Regions from separate parts of the Homo sapiens genome. Here region 2 is linked to region 1. The links are chromatin contacts, found by Hi-C or POLR2A ChIA-PET in ENCODE. All regions are on one chromosome and are shown on one strand. Each heading gives the region's core, a stretch centred on a gene start or an enhancer-like site at or near the end of the contact. The rest is flanking DNA. Distances are from core to core; before and after follow the strand shown. Region 1 holds the start of BCORL1 (BCL6 corepressor like 1). Region 2 holds the start of SLC25A14 (solute carrier family 25 member 14).

Region 1 (6,783 bases), core at 1,528-4,027:
CATCACCATTCAATTAAAGTACCCTAAACTGTGCACCAGACATCCTCCACTGTGCCATCTACCATCTTCCCCAAAATAAAGCTCCCTCAATTCCAACATTCAAGGACAGGACATATCAACAGAAAAGTAAATAACCTTAAAACTCCCTTCCAACCTTGAAATTTTATAATCAACCTAATCCACTCCCAACCCCAAATGCAATCCACATTTATTTTCCCATGTAACTCAACGGCGTGCTTTTGAGAAAGAGCCTTCTAAGTTGAAAGAACCACAGGGCTAACCACTGTAACGCTAACCTACAACTCATCTCCAGAAGTCTTACTGAAGATTTTTGCAATTGTACTCCACCTCTGTACCACAGGGACGACCTCCAAACTGCCTTAACAGTAGTCAAGCTGTGGCACAAAGTTACCGGGCCCCCTTCCCACACTAACGTAAAGAGCCTCTAAACCCTGGGCTAGATGCTTGCTCGCCAAAGGATGCCTGTCTTTACTGTCTACTCCAGGAGACACCAAGAATGAATATCACCCCATCGACAGTTTCGATCAGCCAACATTGAAAATTTCAAAACAATAAAACAAAAACATAGTGCTTCCACTCAGGGAGGGAGGAGGTGCGAGCGGAATAGAAGGGCACCCCCACGGGCCTGTGCTGTTGGCCTCCCGGGTTTGCAGTGTTTCCCTCCCACCTTTCCCCTCGACCACGTCTTTCCCTACAACAATCTCCCGCACCTCCATAACGCGAAATCCCCAGCCGAGGTGCGGCCGGCTCCTCCCAGCCTTGCCCCGGACGTCCCTCTGGCCCAGCCTTCCTCTCGGCGGGACCCCGGCGAGGAGGGCCCCCTCCACCGACCAGTTCACCTCCCTATCCCTTCCCCGGCCTCTTGGCGCCCCTGCAGGGCTCTGTCCCGAAACCGAACCTCGAGGAGCCAAGCCCACGAGGCCAGTCGCGGGACCCACACCCCCCTTCCTTCTCCCAGCACCTCGTCCTCCATGCACCCGGCCCCCGGGGCTCCTCGTCGTCGTCGTCCCGGCTCGTACCGCCCCCCGTCGGGGGCTCCACCCCCCCGCCTGCCCCCGCCCCCAGGACGGCCCCCTCCCCACCGCGCGCCGCCTGCGCCCTCTGCCCCGGCACGGGACTCTCTTTGGCCTCCGTTCCCCGCCCAGAAGCGGCGGCGGCGGCGGCGGCAACGGCTGCGGCGGCCCCAGCAGGAGCAGCAGCGGCGGCGGCGGCAGCGGCGGCGGCAGCAGCGCCGCCCCCGGCCCCGCCCCGCCGCCCGCCGGAGCCCCACGCCCCGCCCGCCCGCCCCGCCGCCGGACTGCTCCCCCCGAAGCCCACCACTAAGCCCTCCCACTCCCCGGCCGCGATCCGCTCGAATCCAGCTCCGCTGGGCCTGCTGTCCGTCCCTCACGCCCCTTAGGACCCGGGGTGGGGGAGCCCTGGGGTTCGCGGCCATCCCTCTCCCTCCTTCTCCAAGGGCCGGGGGATTGCCCCTGATCCCGAAACCCGGCCCCGTAACCGGAGCCTCCCTCCTTCCAGCCCTCGGCTTCGCTCGCCGACCCCTTGCCTCCAGGCCTGGCGCGAAGCGGGTGGAGGGCTTGCACGCCGGATCTCCCCTCTGGCTTGCCGGTGCTAGTATGAATTGCCCCCGATCTCATCTTCCTTCAATTTAAGCCCCCTCCCCGCCGCGCCCGGCCCGGCGGCCCCCGCCCCTAGAGCGAGGGCAGCGGAGCCAGGGCGCTCCGAAGTCATCCCCCGCCTTTTTTCCAGGGACTCGGATAATTGCCCCTGCCCCCATCACAGCACTCCCACTCCCGAACCCAGGCCCCGCCGCCACCTAGGGGTACCCCTTACCCTACGATTCCCGCACCCCAGCGCCGGGAAGAAAGCAGCCCTGAAGAGCACCCGTCGCACCTCCCCTCTGAGGTTGGAGGGCATTTTCTCCCGGTCTCTTCAACACTTCATCACGGACACCCCCCCCCCCCAAAAAAAAGCCTTTTCTCGCCCTGCCCTGCTAGCCAGCCTCCCTTCGGATCGTCGGATCCTTGGATCGGGGGTTGGAGTCAGGTAGTTAACAAGACCATAGCCTCCACCTCCCTTTCCGAGGAGTGGGGTAATTCCTATGGTTTCCCCCCCAGGATCAACCGACCCCCGTTTCCATGGAGACCCCCGCCCAGCCGGGAAGAAGACTCTCTTGGATCGTGGCGAACGAGTCTCACCTGGCTAAGAGAGAAGGGGGTCGAGAAGGGGGTAGGGCAAGTCAGGGGATGGGGTACGAAGGTGGGAAGTGGAAGGGAGCTGTCCCGAAGGGAGGGGCGAAGACATACCCAGCTCCAGGGAGCGCTACGTCCGGGGACACGAAGAGGACGGCGCCCCCGGGGGGCAAGCCGAGCGGCCGCAGGGAAAAGAAGGAACAGGGTTGGAGAAAGGCTTAAGATAGAAAGAAGCGGGTGGGGGGATACGAAAAAGCCGGGGAGTCAAAAGGGGTGGAGGGATTGGGGGAGAGAGAAAAAAGACGCACCTGTTCCCGGGTCGGCTCCGCGGGGAGGCTCAGGCCGCCACCCGGGCTCCCTCTTACTCCCTCTTAACCGCCACCCGCCTAATACTGCCCCGATCTGATGCCCCCCTCCGCCCCTTATCGCCACCGACCTCCTTCTCCTCTCTCTCGGCGGCGGCGGCGGTCGGACTCTAGGAACTGAGAGGAAGAAGGGAGGGCTCAGCAAAGCGGAGGAGAGACAGAGCCACACACTGGCAGCAGCCGCGGCGAGCGAAAGAGTGAGGGGGAGAGCGGTGTGTGTGTGTGTCTGTGTGCGAGCGAAGCCTGGTGGAGTGGGTGCCGGTCGCAGGGCTCGACGGGAAGTGGAGTCCGGCTGGGTCCGCGGGCGGCGCCAACCCCCGCTCCACCGGACTACAACTCCCAGAATGCGGCCTACGCGGGTGGGGGGGAATGGGGAGGAGGAGGCGAAGGGAGGGAGCGAGCAAGAGAGGGAGGGACGAAAGCAGGGAGCAAGCGGCGGCGAAGGGGGCAGAGCCAAGCAGCCCCGGTGACACTGGGAGGGGAGGAGAGGAGGAGGGGATCGCTGAGAGGACCGAGCGGATTCCGGAGAGGGAGGCAGCAGTGGCTGCAGCAAGCCGGGCAAAAAGCTAGACTCCTGGGAGAGGCGGAGGCGCTCAATCTGCGGGGCTGCAGGAGCCCCACGTCCCCCCCCACCTCGACGCCCCTCGAAGGGGGAGGTTGAGGAAGGGAGAGGGTCAGTGAGCCGCGGCCAAAGGGTTCTCTCTCTTTCTTCCAACGTTCTCCACCTTATGCCCCGACCTGACTTTCTCAGGCCACTGGTGCCGATCCAGTGTGCAAATCTCGAGACCCCAGATCTCCTCTGCCGGGCAGCGGAGAACAGACGCATTCAGTCCCCTTCTCCCAGGGGCCTGAGGGAGGCTCCCCTTGCAGGCAGGGCGTGACTCCCCCTTCTTCCCGCTCCCCCCCCCACCGTCGTCGCCACCCCCCCATCTCCCTCCCCGGAACCCCTCCCCTGAAGCCGGGGCTCGCCTCTCTCTCTCCCCGCCAAGACACGGAGTCCTTCTGGGGACGACTACCCAGCCCCCTCCCTTATACTGGGCCCCTACCCACCAGTATCCCCTTCTTAGCGTTGCCCCCTCACCGAAATAATGGTGGGGGCGACCCGAGTTGGACTGGTGGCTACTTTCCCTCCAAGGCTAGCCGTCCTTCGCCACGCCGACCCTGTGTAGAAATAGAGAAGCATATTAATACTCCCGTCCCCCCTCCCCCCCAGATTTGAATACCCGTGGAAGTGGCTCACAAGAAAGAGGGGTTGGTAGTGGAAGTGAGCTAGGGGTGAATCCCAATCTTCAAACCTCATCCCTCCCATGGAAATCCAGGTATTCGCCTTTTGCTTAAAAGCCATTAAATCGCTTGGGTGGGGGGTAAATTATCTAAACCCCAATGTCCATGCGACTCGAAGCGACGCTACCTTGTAGGAATAAGATACGAACTAGGTTGCCGCCACGGGAAGGAAAGTATCCCCCACCCCCGTCGCCGTCCACCCCCAAAAACACATACCCCTAGGAGAGTCAGATGGCTGAAGAAGGGGGAAGGCGGTGGGAGTGCTGGAGAGTAAAAGGACTGTGGCGGGGAGGGTCCGCGGCCCCCACTACGAGAGCAGAATCCAGATGCTAAGAGGTGGGTGGGGGGTGCGGCACAATCGCAGACTGTGTCTTTCCTCGCTTTTCCCGGAATCGCCGCCCGATCACCGTCTAACACTCGGAGTTGCTTACCACTCAGTCCCCTAGCCCCATTTGTGCGCGTGAGGCGGCCAGAGCCCGGGAAGCCCGGGCACAAACTCCGCGGAAGCTGGCCTTCGCTGCCGCCGCGCCGCCGCGGGCCTCCCTCCCTCCGCTCGCGGCCCCGCCGATCTACCTTCGCCCCCGGCCGAGGCCAGACCCCGCTCACAACTCCACGCCCCTACTCCACCCCCGGCTCTCCCTCCCCTCGCCCTCTCCCTGCGGGTCCGGCCCAGCCCCTAGCGCCGCCCCGCCCTACCGCTCGGTCCAGAGCCCAGCAAGTGCCCCGAACTCGCCCCCCGCCCCCACGCCCAGGCCAGTCTGGCCAGGCCTGGTTTCCCCCTCCCGCCGCGCCCCGCCCCCGAATCCACGTCCTACTTCGCCACCCAACTCGGCCCGGTCGGGGTTCGGCCCGCGCCCACGCCACCGGAGTCCCCGATTCGGTCCGGTGTACGGCCACCCACCCCGCCCTTGCCTGGGTGCTGGCCTGGCCCGCTGCCTGCGCCCGCCGAGCCGGCCCAAGCGCGCGGTCCGGGTCCGGGTCCAGGTGCCGGCCTCGGTCCCGGCAGTGTTGCCGCGACTCGCCACGCGGGCTCGTTCCACGCAAGATCGGAACCCACGCGGGGTGGGGGCCGCGGGAAGCAAGTTTCTTTATCCTCCCCCCGCCCCCGCCGCAGGGCCGCACCGTTCCCCCACCACCCCCGCCTCACGGCGCCCCCTTTACCTGGGCAGAGCCCCCGGCCGCTGTCGCAACTTTGCTCTTCTCCACGCCGCCGGGGAAGCGGGCGAAGCGGGAGGAGGGAGGTGGCGGGGGGTGCTGGGATCAGGCTGCTGGGCTCAGGGAGGACACGTGGGGGAGGAGGGGAAGGAGGAGGAGGAAGGGGGGGCGGGCCTGCAGTTCTCGGGGCTCCCCCTGCCAGTCCCGGGGAAGCCGGAACCTCGCCGGGCAGCCGCAGACCCCGCACTGGCCACGGGGGAAGAACGGAGCCACCTTCCTCGGCCAGCCCCTGGCTCCAGGAAGGGGGGGGTCGAGCAACGCGCCGTTCGGGTCGGAGAGCGAAAGATTTCGCTCCTGCTCTGTGTGACTCTCATCCCCGTTTTAGCCTCAGTGTATGTTGTGGGGGGGCAAAGGGTCTTGCATGCGGTGGGGGAGACCTCCCCGCCGGATGCCCCGCCCCTCCCCCGGCCCCCCACTTCCCCACCCTGGGCGACCTCAGTGCGTGGTTCTGGCGCTCAAGCTCCGAGGCCGCCCGCGGGCGCAGCCCCAGCCCCGGCGCCGAAGTGGGACAGGTGCTGGGGAAAGGAAAATGCCAGGGCTCGCCGCCTTGCCTCTCGTCTCCAGGGCGGCCCACCCTTGGTGGCAACCTCCCCCGGCTGCAAACCCCCTGGGCCACCCTCAGTGGGTAACACCACCTGGGCGTGGAGGCATCTGGGGATGGAGGCGGGGGGGTAGGGGTCGGTGGCGAGAGACCCGAGTGAGGAAGAAGGAGGAAGGGGATGAAAGGTCTGTGTAAAGTGGGAAGCCTGCACGATTCAGAGCCAAAAGCCCAGCTCTAGAGGACTCGGCTTCTGCCGGCTTTCCTTGGGCTCCTCAGTCACCAATCCGAGCTCCCTTGACCCTTACCCTTTACCCTAACGACTCTCTGCCTGGCCAAAGGAATAAACCGTCGTGTGTGTTTACATCCCAGGCCATCCCTGGGACTGAAGGGCTGAGAAGCTTGCGGTCCACATTCGAACTCTCATGACTTTACATTGACTCCGAGGAGAGCAGCTAGCAGCTAGCAGCTTGCGAAGGAGCTGAAGCTGCCGGCCGATTTGCTCTCAGTCTTAGGGTGTTTCTTAGCAGCTCCAGCCCTGAGCCCATGACAGGGACTTCAAAGGCATCGCCTCAGCCTAGAGGGTATTAGGGGAGGTGCCCAGCAGTTCCTGGAGGATTCAGTGCTTTGTAAACGGAATTTGAAATGAATAGCAGGAATTCGAAAAAAGTCTTTATGTGCAGATATATTGATATTATTTGTTATATATTTATCCATGCTGAGGAAGTCAGAGGGTCATTTGGACTAGAAGGAAGCCCTGCCAGATTAATGTCTTCCTCCTCCTCCTCCCCACTCCACCTCGCTTCTGCTAGGCCCAGAGGTTCCATCTCTCAGCTCCGATGTCCCTTCTCTCCTTTGGAAGTACTTTAGAGATGGCAGTTGAGACTTGCCTGGTATGTCTCCCTCACCTGGTGTGAGGGATGTGGGTGAGCATTGGAGCAAGTTATCTAAGGCTGCAGTGGCTTTTCTGTTGCCTGAGGCCTGGTGTTCTAGGACCCCTCTTGCTTGTCCTCACCACCCTCAAAAGCTATTGCCAGCAACGTGGACAAGGCGCTGGCCATTTTATTTTGCTTTGGGAACCTCTCCTCAAGACATTCTACTTGGCCACTCCTAACCTCTCATGCACCCCACCCCTACTCCTGCACACCACATGCACACACACACACAC
Region 2 (6,783 bases), core at 1,732-4,231, 360 kb before region 1:
GGACACTTAGTCCTTTTTTTTTTTTTCAGCTAAATGTATTTAATTTAGGGACTGTCTATTATTAACAGATCAGATTCTTCTTACGCCTGGAGCACAGGCTAACTAGCCTGTATTTGTGTACCCTTCCCACATTTTCATTTACATTTTACTGGCCCATGAAATCCAAAAATCTGGAGACCACAGGCAAAACCCACCATTGCCACAATCACGACTTCCCTACCCCCATCTGATAGTAAAATCTCTTTCACTCCAATGTTAGGAAAAAATCTTATGAAGAAATCCTGGATCATATTTGATTAGATCTGTTTTTAGACACTCCCTCCTCATATTGAGCCAAAAGTCTGTCTTCCTCTAATTTGTACCCAGTCTTTGGAGGTAATATTCAACAAATGCATTCTTTTTTCCCTAGGCAAGCCCTTCAAATATTTAAAGACAGCTATGATGTTCTCTTACATCTCATGTTTCTTGAGCTAAATATCCATGATCTTTCTCTTCATTTGACACATTATACTTCAATTACTAGAGCTTAAAATTGCACTCACTTTTTTGGGAGCCACATCACACTATCAAATCATTAAACTGTCAGCTGAAACCTCCAAGTCTTTTACATAAAGTTGTCTACATGCATGCGTGTTGTGTCACACCTATTCTACAGGTGTGCAATATTTTTTGAACCTTCTTTTATCCCTTCTATATCTTAATCTCAGGCATAAAAATAATGACTAGGATGAGGGTCAACTTCAAGATGTCCAATGTTATTTCCTCTCTTAACTAAGTAAGATCCCCAAGGGAAGATACTATATCTCACAGTACTTTTTATAACCCCCATTATAGCTTGCATAGAATTGAATACATATCCATTCAATACTTAGTTGGTTTTGCAGTGTGACATCCTTTACCTATGTATGCAGCCTGTATATAAAAGATTGCAGAGGAAACAAGGAAGGTAACTTGCTGGACCTGGCCAATGCTACACACCCTGTGTATGACACTATCTTGATCCCCAGATATTCTCTGCCTGCGAACCCTGTTCCCTTGCTTTTGTTCCAAGGAATTACTTATGTAAAATACCCCAAGCCCTCTAAAAATTATTTTAACTTGTAGGGGCTAACCCCAAATATGCGTAAAAGTAGTCATATCTAAGGTAAAATAAAAATATAGTACCCTAAATATTTTTACTGTATAAAGAAACCAATGAAAATTGTCTTCAAAATGCCAACATTTATTCTGAAGATCTGACTTCGGAGAATTTGATAGACTAATGAGTGAAAGTAAGAATGTCCTACAATACAAGTTACATTGCCCTATACTACTCCCAAGATCTGGTCAGGAAACTCTGGGTGCCTCTCCTGCTTTCTCCTTTAAGAAAGAGTAGAAATTAGAGATTCTCAGATTCAGAAGGTAACAATGGAGAGCCAAGCAGATATTTATTGAAGGCATGCTAAATGCCCAAACCTGCAATGCACTTTGGGTATAATCATATTTGAAAAACACAGATATTCGTTCTAGCACCAAGACAATATTTACCACTCAACCTGTCTTTTCTGAATAACCAATGAGATGGGACAGAGAAAAAAGTACGAAATACAGTACTTGCCTTTCAAGAGCTTATAATCTGGTGGAAGAAATCAAAGTAGTGCGTTAGAGAAAAATTAAGTACTAAACTGTGTAGTACAAACTTTAAGAGCAAGAGGAGCATAGAAAAGACTACAACCAGCATGGGATTGACTAATTTGAAAATTGCCGAGGTGAGAGAACCTAAATTGAACCTTGAGAGACGGTAGGTACAACCTGGTTAGGTGCAGGTAAGGGAGAGGGGCAGGGAAGAGAGAATGAACAGAAACACAAATGTGGGAACAAGCACAGCATGTAGAAGCAGGCATCAGTATGGTTTGTGCCAAGAAGAAAGGAACCTAACTGGAACAGAGAATTCCCTTGTTGACTGAAACAGTATCAGACAAGAAGTGTGATAAGGAGCATGTTATGTTGAAAGGCTTGAAACCAAGGGGTGGGGGTAGGGGGTGTAGGAGGGGGCTGCATGTTTTGTGTGTGTGTGTTTAACAACGAAGTGACTTGAGGAAATCCACCACATTTTAGCCTATTAGGGCTGCAGCAAACACAGTGGATTACATTACAAACGGGAGAGGCAGGGAGACTAGCTTAGGATGGTGCAAAGTACAGCAGACAAAGATGCTTGTTGGCACTGAGGTTAGAGATAGACTTCCCCAATGAAGACACAAAGAACTCGATGATGTAGGGAATGAAGACGAGGGAAGAGTTCATGATAACGCTAGGCATCTCTAGGCTGGGGGGAAAAACAACAACAACAAGGAATCACTGACAGGAAACCATAAATGTCCCTGCTGTTATCCTGTCTGAGAAACTAATTCATGTTGATAACAGCTGTCATGCCAATCAAGTAACTGAACTGCATTTTAATAGATGCCTTCAATGCCTTGACCTCAGGAGTGACAGGGGGTAGAAACCGAAGGGGAGCATCTTTCAACAGTATCCCTTACACTAATACAATGGAGGTGTTTGCTTACTCCGCTTACAATCACGGCCGCCGTTGCAAACTTCACCCTTAGAAAAATTAGGATTATTCCGGGAAAGATACCCATTCACCCTCTGGGTAGCAGGATCTTGCCAGTTCCTCAGCTGTCAGAGCGAGCTCGTGGAGAGAAGGGAGGCGCCTGAAGAAGGCGGCCTCCCAGGGGGGTCGAGGAAGCAGGGTTCAATCGAAGAAGTAAAACCACCGATGCCAGAAGAGTGAAAGACAGGGAAGGGACTCAGCTGAGGGGAGAGAGAGACCAGAGGACCGTTAAGCCCCTCCCAGGCCGGGAACCAGGCCAGCCCGGCCCCGCGCGGCCTGGCGCGGCCCAGCCCCGCTCCCCAGCCTGGAAGTCCAGGAGCTCCCCCTCACCTGCTCGGGCTCATCGGACGACTGGGAAGCTGAGGCTCCCACAGTCGGAAACGCCACTGCAGCGCCAACCCGGAAGCATTGAAACCAACGGAAGTAACCAAAGCGTTGCTTCGGCAACCGCGGCGCAGCCATTTCAACTCCGCCCCTTCCAAAACTAAAAACAAAGGCGCGAAATAAGAGGCGGAAGCGGCAGAGTTCTAAAGGCGAGGGTCGGAACCACTGCAGGCGCAGAAGCCTAGAGGGGCAACCGGACTTGCGGGAGGTGGAGGCAGGGCAGCTAAGGCGTGAGAATTTGGTAGCTTCCCCAGTTAACGTGCTCGCCAGAGGGGAAAGAGGTGTCGCCTCGTCACCGCGAAACCCACCCACCTGGCGCGTAGAAGGACTAGAAAAGGAAGGGGCCTCGCCCCGGTATCAGGGCTTGAGGAGTGGGTCAAGGGGAGTGGTGGGCGTAGTGCCCTGCGCGCTCAGTACGAAAAAGGCGGCAACGTGGAGGGGGTGGGGCAAAGGCTTCAAAACAAAAGTAGGAAAGTGAGACATAGGGGTGAGCCGAATTTAGTGAGGTGCCTGGGCTCAATGAGAAAATAAAGTTCAAGGCCAGGCGCGGTGGCTCACGCCTGTAATCTCAACACTTTGAGGGTCCGGGCGCATCACTTGATGCCAGGAGTTTTGAGACCAGCCTGGCCAACATGGTGAAATCCCGTCTCTAGTAAAAATGCAAAAAAATTAGCTGGGTGTGGTGGCACGCACCTGTGGTCCCAGCTACTCGGGAGGCTGAGGCAGGAGAGTCACTTGAACCCCGGAGGTGGAGGTTGCAGTGAGCTGAGATCACGCCACTGCCCTCTAGCCTGGGTGACAAAGCAAGACTCCATCCAAGAAAGGAGAGAAAGAGAGAGAGAGAGAAAGAGAAAGGAAGGAGGGAGGGAGAGAGAGAAAGAAAAGAGAAAGGGAGAGAAAGGAAGGGGGGGAGGGAAAGAAGGGAGGGAGGGACGGAGAATGATCCAGACAGCACCTACTGGACGTCAGACATTAACCAGTGAAAAATTACGGTCAGACCCCTTACTCGAAGCTCTTGCTTTAATCAGAAACTTCACTTAAGAAAGAGCAAGTTGGATACCAAAAAGGGGACCACAAAAAGCTAAACAGATGAGGCAGAAAAACACCAACGGGAAATCCCAGTTAATCCAAACCTCATAATCCACCAGAAGATGCCAAGAGTCCGACCCCCAGCTTCCGACTCTGGCCCCTCTGGCTGCTGGAAGGGGAAACCGCAAAGCCCCTGGGTGATTCCATTAGCCAATGTGCTATGACGTCCGATTTTTGAGCTATGACGTCCGATTTTTGAGCCTCTTAACAACGTTCCCTAATCACGCGAGAGTACGCAATAATAGGGTTTATTGCTTATGTGTTATAAGGAAAAGTCAGTGCAAGTTGGCCCTAAATGGTTATTTGTTGAATGAATAAATATTTGGAACTATGTTCTTCCAAAAGGATATTTCTCATTTTAGTTCACCTTGTTTTATTTTGTTGGGTTTTGTTTGTTTTTTTTTGGACAGAGTCTCACTTTGTGGTCCAGGCTGGAGTGCAGTGGTGCGATCTCGGCTCACTGCAACCTCCACCTCCCAGGTTCAAGCGATTCTCCTGCCTCAGCCTCCTGAGTAGCTGGGATTACAGGTGCCTGCTACCACACCCAGCTAATTTTTGTATTTTTAGTAGAGACGGGGTTTCGCCATGTTGGCCATGCTGATCGCCAACTCCTGGCCTCAGGTGATCCACCCGCCTTGGCCCCTCAAAGTGCTGGGATTAAAGGCGTGAGCCACCTCGTCTGGCCTGTGTTTTTGTTTGTTTGTTTTGTTTTCCACTTAAAAATTTCTCCAGGCAGCACACATGACGATAATATTAGCTGACATTGTGCAGTACCTACCATGTACCAAGGGTGATGCCAAGAGCTTTTTGTGTTCCTAACTACCCTATAAGACAGGTACTATTATTTTTCCCCTTTGACGGTTGAGAACACAGGCCATAAAAGGTTAGGAGAGTAATTTAGAAAATGGCAGAGCTGGGATTGCTCTTAACCACTATGCTATGTTGCTCTCATCTATACTATAGTTGGGAAGCCGAGGCAGGAACATCATTTGAGCCCAGGAGGTCGAGACCAGCCTGGGCAATATAAGGAAACACCCGCCTCTACCAAAAATTTAAAAATTAGCCACGACTGTAGTCGCAGTTACTCCGGAGGCTGAAGTGGGAGAATCACTTGAGACCGGGAGGTCAAGGCTGCAGTGAGCTGTGATCGCGCCACTGTGCTCCAGCCTCAAATTTTTTTTGGCTGGGCACAGGAGCTCACGCCTGTAATCCCAGCACTTTGGGAGGCCGAGACGGGTGGATCACCTGAGGTCATGAGTTCGAGATCAGCCTGGCCAACATGGTGAAACCCCGTCTCTACTAAATATACAAAAATTAACCAGGTGTGGTGGCGTACGCCTGTGATCCCAGCTACTCGGAAAGCTGAGGCAGGAGAATCGCTTGAACCTGGGAGGCGGAGGTTGCATTGAGCCGAGATTGCGCCACTGCACTCCAGCCTGGGCGACAAGAGTGAGACTCCATCCCCCCCACCCCCCAGAAAAAAGAAGTCACCATTAAGAAGAGTGAAAACGCAAGCCCCACAATGGTAGATTTTTAATCCATGTATCCTACAAAATTTCATATCCAGTATATGTAAAGAACTCCTAAAACAGTAATAAAATGATAGGCTACTCAAATTTTTAATGGGAAAAATGCTTGCGGGGCACTTCATAAGAGAGTATATCCAATAACCAATAAGCATATTAAAAAGTGTTCAACATTATTATTCATCAGGAAAATTAAAATTAAAATCACAATACACACCCACCAGCGTGGCCAAAGTTAAAAGGACTGAGGATTGGCAAGGATGTAAAGTATCTCAAATTCTCACATACTGCTAGTAGGAGTGTGTGTTAATTTTCTATGCTGCATTAAAAATTTGCCACAAATTCAGCAGCTTAGAACAACACACATGTACTGTCTCACAGTTTCTGTAGATCAAGAGTCCAGGCATGACTTCACTGGGTCCTGTGCTCTGGGATCTCACAAGGCTGCAATCAAGGTGTCGGCCAGACTTGTATTTTTATCTTAAGACTTGACTGAGTGAAAATCCACTTCCACGCTCACCCAGATTGTTGCAGAATTTATTTCCTTGCACCTGTAGCACTGAGGGCTTCAGTTTCTTTCTGGCTGTTGTCCAGAGGCCACTCTCAGCTGCTGAGGCTGCCCCTGTTTTCCTGCAACGTGACCCTTTCCACAGACAGCTCACAATATGGCCACTGGTTCTTCCGGGCCAGTAGGAGAATGAGAGCCTAAGATGTGATTTTATCAGTGCAGTGTACATTGGGACTATTAATTTCTTTGGTGAAGACTATATATAGTTTTCAACATTACAATAGCTTTACTATTTTTTCTGATTATAAAAAATACATAGTTATTATAAATCACTAAACTATACACAAAAGTGGAAGGAAGGTAGCAATTACCTGAAATCCAAACATCCACTGCTACTCTTGATAGTCAAAAGCCTCCTTCTAGTCCTCACCATGCATACACACATGCTTATCCTATAATTCTTGAGATAGGTGTGTTCATGTCATGTGCTTCTGGAGGGTGGCCTTATGTCCTTGTGTGCTGGAGTCAGTGGGCTGGCTATCCCTAACTTATGGTCCTCCTACATCGGGAAGCAGATTTTCTGCTTTTGTTTTCATAATAAGTAATACTCCCCCGCCTGGCCTCAATTTTAAAGTGATGCATCTTCATGGAGGGGAAAGGAAAACACAAAAGAAAAATTTTAA

The links. A loop is a pair of places that touch in the nucleus more often than their neighbours do. ChIA-PET counts read pairs that join two places held with the same protein, here RNA polymerase II (POLR2A). Pooled maps may share reads with other maps.
Region 2: a pooled map shows a loop between it and region 1 (12-fold over the local background). The contact joins the promoter of SLC25A14 here to the promoter of BCORL1 in region 1. A Hi-C loop is called at or near these places in 7 of 50 pooled maps. POLR2A ChIA-PET finds 5 or more read pairs at or near these places in 2 of 52 experiments (AG04449 and WTC11).

Annotation. Positions count from the first base shown.
Region 1 is chrX:129,978,629-129,985,411 of GRCh38, reverse strand. It overlaps BCORL1 (BCL6 corepressor like 1), which reads right to left and starts at 2,777. Exons shown (of 14, transcript NM_001379451.1): 1 at 2,650-2,777. RefSeq lists silencers at 1,712-1,948, 5,289-5,358.
Region 2 is chrX:130,336,117-130,342,899 of GRCh38, reverse strand. It overlaps SLC25A14 (solute carrier family 25 member 14), which reads right to left and starts at 2,981. Exons shown (of 11, transcript NM_001282195.2): 1 at 2,924-2,981; 2 at 2,547-2,793. The coding sequence starts at 2,621. RefSeq lists a silencer at 2,754-2,963 and an enhancer at 2,776-3,349.